2 separate regions of the Homo sapiens genome follow, and region 2 is linked to region 1. A link is an interaction called in ENCODE POLR2A ChIA-PET data of the cell type or tissue named here. Cell type or tissue: A673. All regions are shown on one strand. Each heading gives the region's core, and the rest is flanking DNA. Links, peaks and the distances in the headings are about the cores only. Region 1 overlaps PTPMT1 (protein tyrosine phosphatase mitochondrial 1). Region 2 overlaps CELF1 (CUGBP Elav-like family member 1).

Region 1 (4,393 bases), core at 307-4,306:
AGCCCTTCCCTGAATCCATGGAGGTGTTCTGTTTGGGGCTTTTTAGACTGCTGCTGCTCAGCTGGTTGCTTGAACTGACAGTAGGCCAGCCTGTTCTCTGCCATTCCCTAGTCATCCTGTGCCTCACCACAGCTTGCTTAGAGCAAGCCTTTTCTCAGACCTTAGGCACAGCCTCTCCTCTTTACCTGATCAATGTTAAATGTAAGCACCCCTGATCCCAGGACATAAGGAAAGATGCCCAATTGTACTTTTGTTCTATAGCCTGTGAAATGGCTAGTTGATCATTTTTCCACAAAGAATTAGGTGTTAAGAGTTTTCCTTCAGGCTTTACTTAGGAGAATGGACTAAGCTGAAGGTGTACTTCACCAGCAAGAGTCAACTCTAGAATTCAGGATGTTCCTTCTATTGTTTTCTTATCCATCTGTCAGGAAATGTAACTTTGGTTTTATTTTTGGCTTATTCCAAGGGGTAAGCCAGAAAATAGAAATGATTATTTCTGATTAATAGCAGAAACTTTTTCAATCTCAAATATATAAGGTGTCTGCTCTTTTAAAAGCTCTAAGCTAAGTCAAGAGCTAGGAACTGTTGATACAAATAAAAGTTTTTGAAGGGATATGTGTGTCTGTGTTGAATTCCAAAGGGGTGACTTTGAAGGGGTGAGGGTGTTTCATTCCCTCAGGGGAACTCATTACGTACCATCACATGGCTCAGTCTGCAGCAGTCCTGACTGCAGCCCATGCTCCCACTTCTCCAGATAGGATCCCTACTCCACAGGGCCAGTGAGATTCAGATTCTGACAGTGGCAAAGAGCCAGAGGTGAGTCTCCTTTTTTCAAGTGCTAAATGTTTTTTGAGTTGTGGTGCTAAATATTATTAGGCACAATATTAGGTACATAATAGATTTTTGTTAAAATACTTCTTTAGCCCTATTCAAGAAAAGATGATAGCCCCATCCCTGTCCTGTATCCCATGAATACAAGCCACACTAAATCTTTTCCTTTCTAGCCACACAACAGTGTTATTTCAAGAAAACAAAACAAGTCAGAGAAAGAAAAATTACCTATTACCTATTGGCACATTTCTGTTACGTCAAGTCTGGGCTTAAGCCCTGTTGGTCCTGTTAAGCTCTTTTTGTTCTGTATCAAGCAGGAGTGTCTTGAGTTCTTTCTAATCCCCATACATCATGTCTTTGAAATGACAAAAGTCCCATCCTTTGTTGCCCGTGCAGTAATCTGCTTGTGGAACTCTTTAAGAACATCCAGCTGGCCAGGCCTGATGTGGATGTATGACCGGATCTTGGCGATGGCTCTTACAGCCTCCTCTGGACTCCATTTGTGCACCTGAAGTACAGGGTTGGGAAATCAGCAGAGAAAGAAAGAAGCAGGTGTCAAGGTGCCCTTGACCCATGAGCAGGTGCTAAAGGACTCTGAGATTTCATTTCTTTGGAAACTCTATTTTGCAGGCATTAAAAATCATGCTGCTTGTATTATAAATGGGAGAGTACTGTAACCACTGCAGTCAGCCAGTCTCACAATACTATGCAACAGGTCAGGTGGAAAGTCAGTCTTTCTACCCAATTCTTGCTCTGCCAAATCCTAGAAAAAGGAAGTTGCACATGGGAAGCTGAGATCCTAAGTTCAAGACTGCCTCAGCCTACTCCACGTCCTCTCCGAGCTGGGCTTTTGGTTACAAGAATTTCTAGGAACGAGTATGCAATAGATGTTTTTATGCAACTTGTCACCATGGCTAGAAAAACAAGTAACTCATAATTTAAATAGGAGGGTTAACATGTCCTAAGGATACTCATTGGTTTAGAACTCAACAGAACCAAGAAAATACAGATTTCTAACTTGCTAGTTCAATTCTCACTTGGTGCAAAATACCCTCCTGAGACCCTGCTTCCAGCAGAGCCCTTATGACCAAAATTTTAATATTACTCAACTATATACACACTAGTCCACAGTAACACAAGGCCAGACTTAGCTATTCACATGACTTAGAAAATGCTCTGTGGGAGCCAGACATTTTGTAACTTAGGTTACAAAATGATGATGGACTACAGGGTATTTGTTTCTCCTAAATATTTTTAAAGCATCCCACCTGCCAATTATGACACATTAATAGGCAGAATCCAGTTTGGAGCCTGTTTCCAGAAACTAATATCCAGAACTTTACTCTGGAATACTTGAAGAAACTTGAGTACTATAAAGCTGAAAATGATCAGCACTATTATCTATGATATTGTTTCCTGACATGGTATTAGAACAAGTGTCTAGCCTTTTGCTGGGGTTGAATGGCTTTTGCAACTCCGTTTTTAGAGTGCCCGCTATAGGCCAGCACTTGATGTAATTTCTTATTTAAACTTCATAATACATTTAGTTTGAGAAAACATGTTGCATAAGGCAGAAGTCACTTTTGCTGATCCTCACTGGCAGGCAGCAGAGCCCCAGGTTACCCTGTCACAAGGCTCAGGTGCTTTCCATCATACCAAACCACCTCCCAACAGCCTGAAATCAAGCACACAGCTCCTTCCAACAAGGCCCACCAGTAGACCATGCTATTGAAGTTCTGGAAATCTGCTATAAATGGGACCAGAAAGACTTTTTTTTTTTTTTTTTTTTTTTGAGACAGTTTCACTCTGTTGGCTATGCTGCAGTGCAGTGGCACAAATCACGGCTCACTGCAGCCTCTACCTACTGGGCTCCGGTGATCCATCTCAGCCTCCCAAGTAGCTGGGACTACAGGTGCACACCACCACACTGAGCTAACTTGTTGTATTTTTTGTAGAGACGGTTTTGCCATGTTGCCCAGGCTGGTCTCAAACTCCTGGGCTCAAGCCATCCTCCCATCTCAAGCCTCCCAAAGTGCTGGGATCATAAGTGTGTACCACGATGCCCAGCCCAGAAAGAACTTTGGTACCTGAATCAGGTATGCTGCCACCATAGTGGCACTCCTGGAGCGCCCAGCCTTACAATGCACGTAAACACACTGGCCCAGCGACTGGTACTTGAGAGCAAATTGGACTCCCTTCTGGAGGTTGTCCAAGGTGGGGATCCCAGTCATGTCTACTGTGCTGAGCCGCAGCTGCTCGACTCCTAGTCTCTTCCACTCCTGGAACCAGGTCCACCAGTATGAAAAAGAGAATGAAAAAAAACTATGTGGGTGGGATGATAAGGGGCTCCCAAGAAGCAGCAAAGCAACAAGGAAGTTTCAGGGTTTACTACAATGGGAATACACTGTTGCCTGTTTTCTAAAATAGAAACTTCTTACAGAAATGCTTTTTTTTCCCATTCCAGGTGAGGACAGAAATGTCTTTAAAATGGCTGGCCTACATGGTTGGTTTTTCATCAAGCAACAGCTATGCTGCTGAGTTAGAATTATGTCCAAGATTTAAAGTGTTCCTTTTTTTTTTTTTTTTTTTTTTAAAGACAGAGTCTCGCTCTGTTGCCCAGGCTGTAGTACAGTGGCGTGATCTCAGCTCACCACAACCTCCACCTCCCAGTTTCAAGCGATTCTCCTGCCTCAGCCTCCCGAGTAGCTGGGACTACAGGCACGCGCCACCAAGCCTGGCTAATTTTTGCATTTTTAGTAGAGACGGGGTTTCATCATGTTGGCCAGGCTGGTCTCGAACTCCTGACCTCAGGTCATCCGCCTGCCTCAGCCTCCCAAAGTGCTGGGATTACAGGTGTGAGCCACCACACCAGCAGGTAAAGTGTTCTTAAACTACCCTTTGGGTACTTGAATATTTAGCTGCAAGATATTAGCTATATACATTTTAGCTGCAAAAAATTCAGCTGCAAACGTCTTAACATTTTATTTTGGCCGGGCATGGTGGCTCACGCCTGTAATCCCAACAGTTTGCAAGGCCAAGGCGGGCAGATCACCTAAGGTCAGGAGTTTGAGACCAGCCTGGCTAACATGGGGAAACCCTGTCTCTACTAAAAATACAAAAATTAGCCATGCGTGGTGGTGGATGCCTGTGATCCCAGCTACTAGGGAGGCTGAGGCAGGAGAATTGTTTAACCCTGGAGGGAGAGGTTGCAGTGAGCAGAGATCGCACCATTGTACTCCAGCCTGGGAGACAAGAGCAAAACAACATCTCAAAAATATATATATATTTTATTTTAGAGACACGATCTTGCTATGTCACCCAGGTCAGAGAGCAGTGGTATGCAATCATGGCTCCTTGCAGCCTCAAACTCCTAAGCTCAAGCAGTCCTCCCACCTCAGCCTCCCAAGTAGCTGTGACTACAGCTGCATGCCACTGTGCCTGGCTAATTTTGTTATTTTTGTGTGTGTGCAGATGGGGGTCTCGCTATGTTGCCCAGGCTGGTCTCAATCTCCTAGCCTCAAGCCATCCTCCTGTCTCAGCCTCCCAAAATGCTGGGATTACA
Region 2 (4,393 bases), core at 217-4,216, 58 kb after region 1:
CTCACCACAGTAGGAAGCTGTTTGGGGAGCAGAGAGGAAATACGGGGGATTTGAGAGTTACACCCAGTGTGTGGGCATTTGGGGAGGAAATAGGAAAAGAGATTTTTTAAATTATTTTATTTTTTGAAACAAGGTCTTGCTCTGTCAGCCAGACTGGAGTGCAGTGGCACGATCATGGCTCACTGCAGCCTCAAATTTCTGGACTCAAGCAATCTTCCTACCTCAGCATCCAAATTAGGGCTACAGGCGTGCACTGCCATGCCTGTCTGATTTTTTTTTTTTTTTTTTTTGTAGAGATAGGGTCTTGCTATGTTGCCGAGGCTGGTCTCAAACTCCTGGGTGCTAGAGATGTTCCTGCCTTGGCCTCCCAAAGTGCTGGGATTACAGGCATGAGCCATCATGCCTGGCCAAAAAGAGATTTTTAAAAATGTTTTTTGCATGCTCTGTTTGCCTCATCTGAGTGCCTCTAAAATAGGGTGTCTCTCAGGTGAGACGACCTCTGGTTTAGGTGCTTATATACTCATGGAAAGATCATATAACTAAATGGGAGGTGAGCTAGATTAGGGAGGTAGTTCTATTTATTGGTTGTGAATATGCAAGGATGCTATTGGCAGAGTCAAGCTTTAGGCCATTTGTGGCTCTGATCCTTTAATAATGGCTGCTTACGAGAAAATGTTTATCATTGTTAGGTGCAAAAAAGTAGGTTGTGCAGTATTATACTTAGTATAATATTGAATTTGAAAATTCTGTGTATTTGAGGCCAGACATGGTGGCTCATGCCTGTAATCCCAGTACTTTGGGAGGCCAAGGTGAGCCCATCACTTGAGGTCAGGAGTTCCAGCCTGGCCAACATGTCGAAACCCTGTCTGTACTAAAAAATACAAAAATTAGCTGGGTGTGGTGGTGCACGCCTGTAGTCCCAGCTACTTGGGAGGCTGAGGCAGGAGAATTGCTTGAACCCGGGAGGCAGAGGCTGCAGTGAGCTGAGATCATGCCACTGCACTCCAGCCTGGACAACAGAACAAGACTCCATCTGGGGGGAAAAAAAAAAGGAAAATTTTGTGTATTTGAGTGTTTGTACATTTTATTGTATGCATGGAAGAAATCCTGGTAGAAGATAAACCAAAATATGGTTGTAAGTATAATTAATTAAAGTTGGGGAAATGGAAAAATTAAAACAGGAAGGAATACTTATGAAATATTTTGTTTAAAAAAAAAAAAAGAGGGTGGCCGGGCGCAGTGGCTCACGCCTGTAATCCTAGCACTTTGGGAGGCCGAGGTGGGCGGATCACGAGGTCAGGAGATCGAGACCATCCTGGCTAACATGGTGAAACCCCATCTCTACTAAAAATACAAAAAATTAGGCGTGGTGGCGGGTGCCTGTAGTCCCAGCTACTCGGAAGGCTGAGGCAGGAGAATGGCATGCACCCGAGAGGCGGAGCTTGCAGTGAGCTGAGATCACGCCACTGCACTCCAGCCTGGGTGACAGAGCGAGACTCTGTCTCAAAAAAAAAAAAAGAGGGGGTGCTGCCCACATGTTGCTTTTACAGTACCTGCAATTTCAGGGGGGAAAACCCCCAAAAAACTAGGAAGTGCAAGTATGTCTCAATTCAGGAAAGTTCATAGAAACTTTACAAATTACACCAGATAAACTGGGGAATTAAGTTCAACAATTGAAGGTCTGATATGTGTTACTTTTATTCAGGTGTTCTGTGGATATGAATATAAATGAGAAAGTTGAAACATAGTTCACTAACAACATTTTGAAATGAGATTAAAATCACTAACAACATTTTAAATGAGGTGAATTGTATGTGATGTGGACTAAACTAGATAGCTGTTTAAAAACTTGTTTAGAGAAAATACAATTATAGTTTTAGATGACCTAGTGTTAGTCTAGATTAATCTAGTCCCATCCTCTAGGGATTGGAAGTCCAAGAGGGGACCATTCTAAGAATGGTTGTGAACCCCTTATAGAATCTGATGAAAGCTGTGGATTTTGTTTTCAGGAAATCTCACTTGTCCATTTTCACACGGTTTAGCATAAAGTTTAGTCTGTTTAGCCTAAAGCATTGTTGGGCTTACAGGCCTCCAGCTCCTGAGAGGTCTGCTTCCCGCTTGATCCTTTTATCTGTTTACTTGGCTCTCTGGAGCATGAGAGTAGGTGAACATGGAGTTTTCCAAAGCAGGGGGCCTAACTTACTTATTGAGCTAGGCATGTAACAGGAAGAAAGAAGTAAAGGGCATTGCAAGCTGACCAAAAAGTAATACTTTAAAGAGAATATACTTTTCCCAAGTTATTTCTATTATTTGTCTTTTTTCTCTTTTCCAGTTAAAAGTTTGGGCAGGGTGCGGAGGCTCACATCTGTAATCCCAACATTTCGGGAGGCTGAGGCAGGCAGATCATTTGAGGTCAGGAGTTCGAGACCACCCTGGCTAACATGGCCAGACTCTGTCTCTACTAAAAATACAAAAAAAATTAGCTGGGCAGAGTGATCCCTCATCTCTAAAAAAAAAAAAAAAAAAAAAATTCTGGGCACGGTGGCTCATGCCTGTAATTCCAGCACTTTGGGAGGCCAAGGCAGGTGGATCATGAGGTCAGGAGATCAGGACTATCCTGGCTAATACAGTGAAAACCTGTCTCTACTAAAAATACAAAAAAATTAGCCAGGCTTGGTGGCCAGTGCCTGTAGTCCCAGCTACTCAGGAGGTTGAGGCAGGAGAATCGTTTGAACCTGGGAGGCGGAGGTTGCAGTAAGCAGAGATCATGCCACCGCACTCCAGCCTGGGAAACAGAGCGGGACTCCATCTCAAAACAAAACAAAACAAAAAACCGGGCACAGTGGCTCACTCCTGTAATCCTAGCTTACTCTGGGAGGCCAAGGAGGGTGGATTGCCTAAACTCAGGAGTTCAAGACCAGCTTTGGCAACATGGGGAAACCCTGTTTCTGCTGAAAATACAAAACATTAGCTGGGCATGATGGCTTGTGCCTGTAGTCCTAGCTGCTTGGGAGGCTGAGGCACAAGAAGCACTTGAACCCGGGAGGCAGAGGTTGCAGTGAGTCGAGATCATGCCACTTCACTTCAGCCTGGAAAAGAGAGAGAGACTCTGTCTCAAAAAAAAAGTCAGACTCAACTTTATGGCCCTTAGCATTTAAACAGACTTTCTGTGGGTTATGTGCATGAGCTTCCTTGGAGACAATTTTTAACCTGAAGCAGCCTTCTTAGCCCGGATCTCTGTGATCTTGAGGGAGTCATTTCATCTCTGTATCTTTTCTCATCTGCAAAATGGAGATAGCGTACGTATGAGGATTAAATGTAAAGCACCCAAAACAGGTCATAGTGTATGGTAAATGCTCAAAAAATGTTAGCTCGTACTTATTGCCACTTTACAAATGTCTAGACATTTCTCTTTACTTTTAGGTGATAAGGGTTTACAAACTTTAAATGCCATATTCCATCAATTTGAAGATGCACATTTATTAGCACTGATGGTATGTTAAATACATTGATTCTAAAGATAGAAAAATTTATTGTTCAAAAAACCATTTATGTCAAAGCCAGATATAATATTGATGAATTATCTATTGTTTGAATTATTTCATCTAGTTCTCATATTTCCCAAGAGGTTATCCTGAGGGCCAAGAGAGACTGACAGTTGGGGCCTGCCTCTCCCTCCTCTATCTTTGACCTGAACAGCCTGACTTTCATGTTTAGGAGAAAAACAGTTCTGCTTTTAAGATCGTTTAAAAACCTCTAATCTGGATAGTAGTTAGATTATTTTTTTGTTTTGGTTTTTGAGACGATCTTGCTCTGTTGCCTAGGCTGGAGTGCAGTGGTGCCATCACAGCTCACTGCAGCCTCGACCTCTGGGCTCAAGCAATCCTCCCACCTCAGCCTTCCAAGTAGCTGGGACTACAGACACATGTCACCACACCCATCTAATTTTTTTTTTTCTTTTTGGGTAGCAACAGGGTTTCATGATGTTGCCCAGGCTGGTCTCAAACTTGTGGGCTCATGCAGTCCTCTCACTTGAGCTTCCCAGAGTGTTGGGATTATAGGTATGAGCCACTGTACCCAGCTAAATTCTTTTTCTTCCTGGCTAAATTCTTTATTAGCTCCCTGTCTTATATCAAGGAAGTTTTTCAAGGAATTTTAAGGTTGCTTACTAACAGTTGTTAGTTAAGAGTGAGTTGGCCAGATGCGGGGGCTTGCACCTGTAATCCCAGCACTTTGTGAGGCCAAGAGGGGGTGGATCGCTTGAGCCCAGGAGTTCAAGACCAGCCTGGGCAACATGGCAAAACCCCTTCTCTACAAAAAATACAAAAATTAGCCGGGCGTGGTGGTGCACACCTGTAGTTCAAGCTACTTGGGAAGCCGTGGTGGGAGGATT

Evidence for each region. Peaks named below come from ENCODE experiments on the same cell type or tissue, not always from the same donor. Only the 100,000 strongest peaks of a DNase experiment are listed, where the experiment ranks them.
Region 2: POLR2A ChIA-PET joins it to region 1 with 6 read pairs; 19 of 35 experiments call an interaction of 5 or more read pairs at or near these places.

The regions. Positions count from the first base shown.
Region 1 is chr11:47,568,417-47,572,809 of GRCh38, reverse strand. It overlaps PTPMT1 (protein tyrosine phosphatase mitochondrial 1), which reads right to left. Exons shown (of 4, transcript NM_175732.3): 3 at 2,919-3,110; 4 at 1-1,339. The coding sequence ends at 1,181. KBTBD4 (kelch repeat and BTB domain containing 4) reads left to right here. Exons shown (of 4, transcript NM_018095.6): 4 at 1-613. Among named protein-coding and RNA genes, the nearest start is that of PTPMT1, 5.0 kb to the right of the region's middle. In A673, for the core only: no CTCF peak of the experiment used is centred there; no DNase peak of the experiment used is centred there.
Region 2 is chr11:47,510,590-47,514,982 of GRCh38, reverse strand. The region is part of intron 1 of CELF1 (CUGBP Elav-like family member 1); the gene reads left to right. Among named protein-coding and RNA genes, the nearest start is that of CELF1, 40 kb to the left of the region's middle. RefSeq lists a silencer at 1,284-1,423 and an enhancer at 3,858-4,393. In A673, for the core only: no CTCF peak of the experiment used is centred there; no DNase peak of the experiment used is centred there; H3K27ac peaks cover 1,522 bases.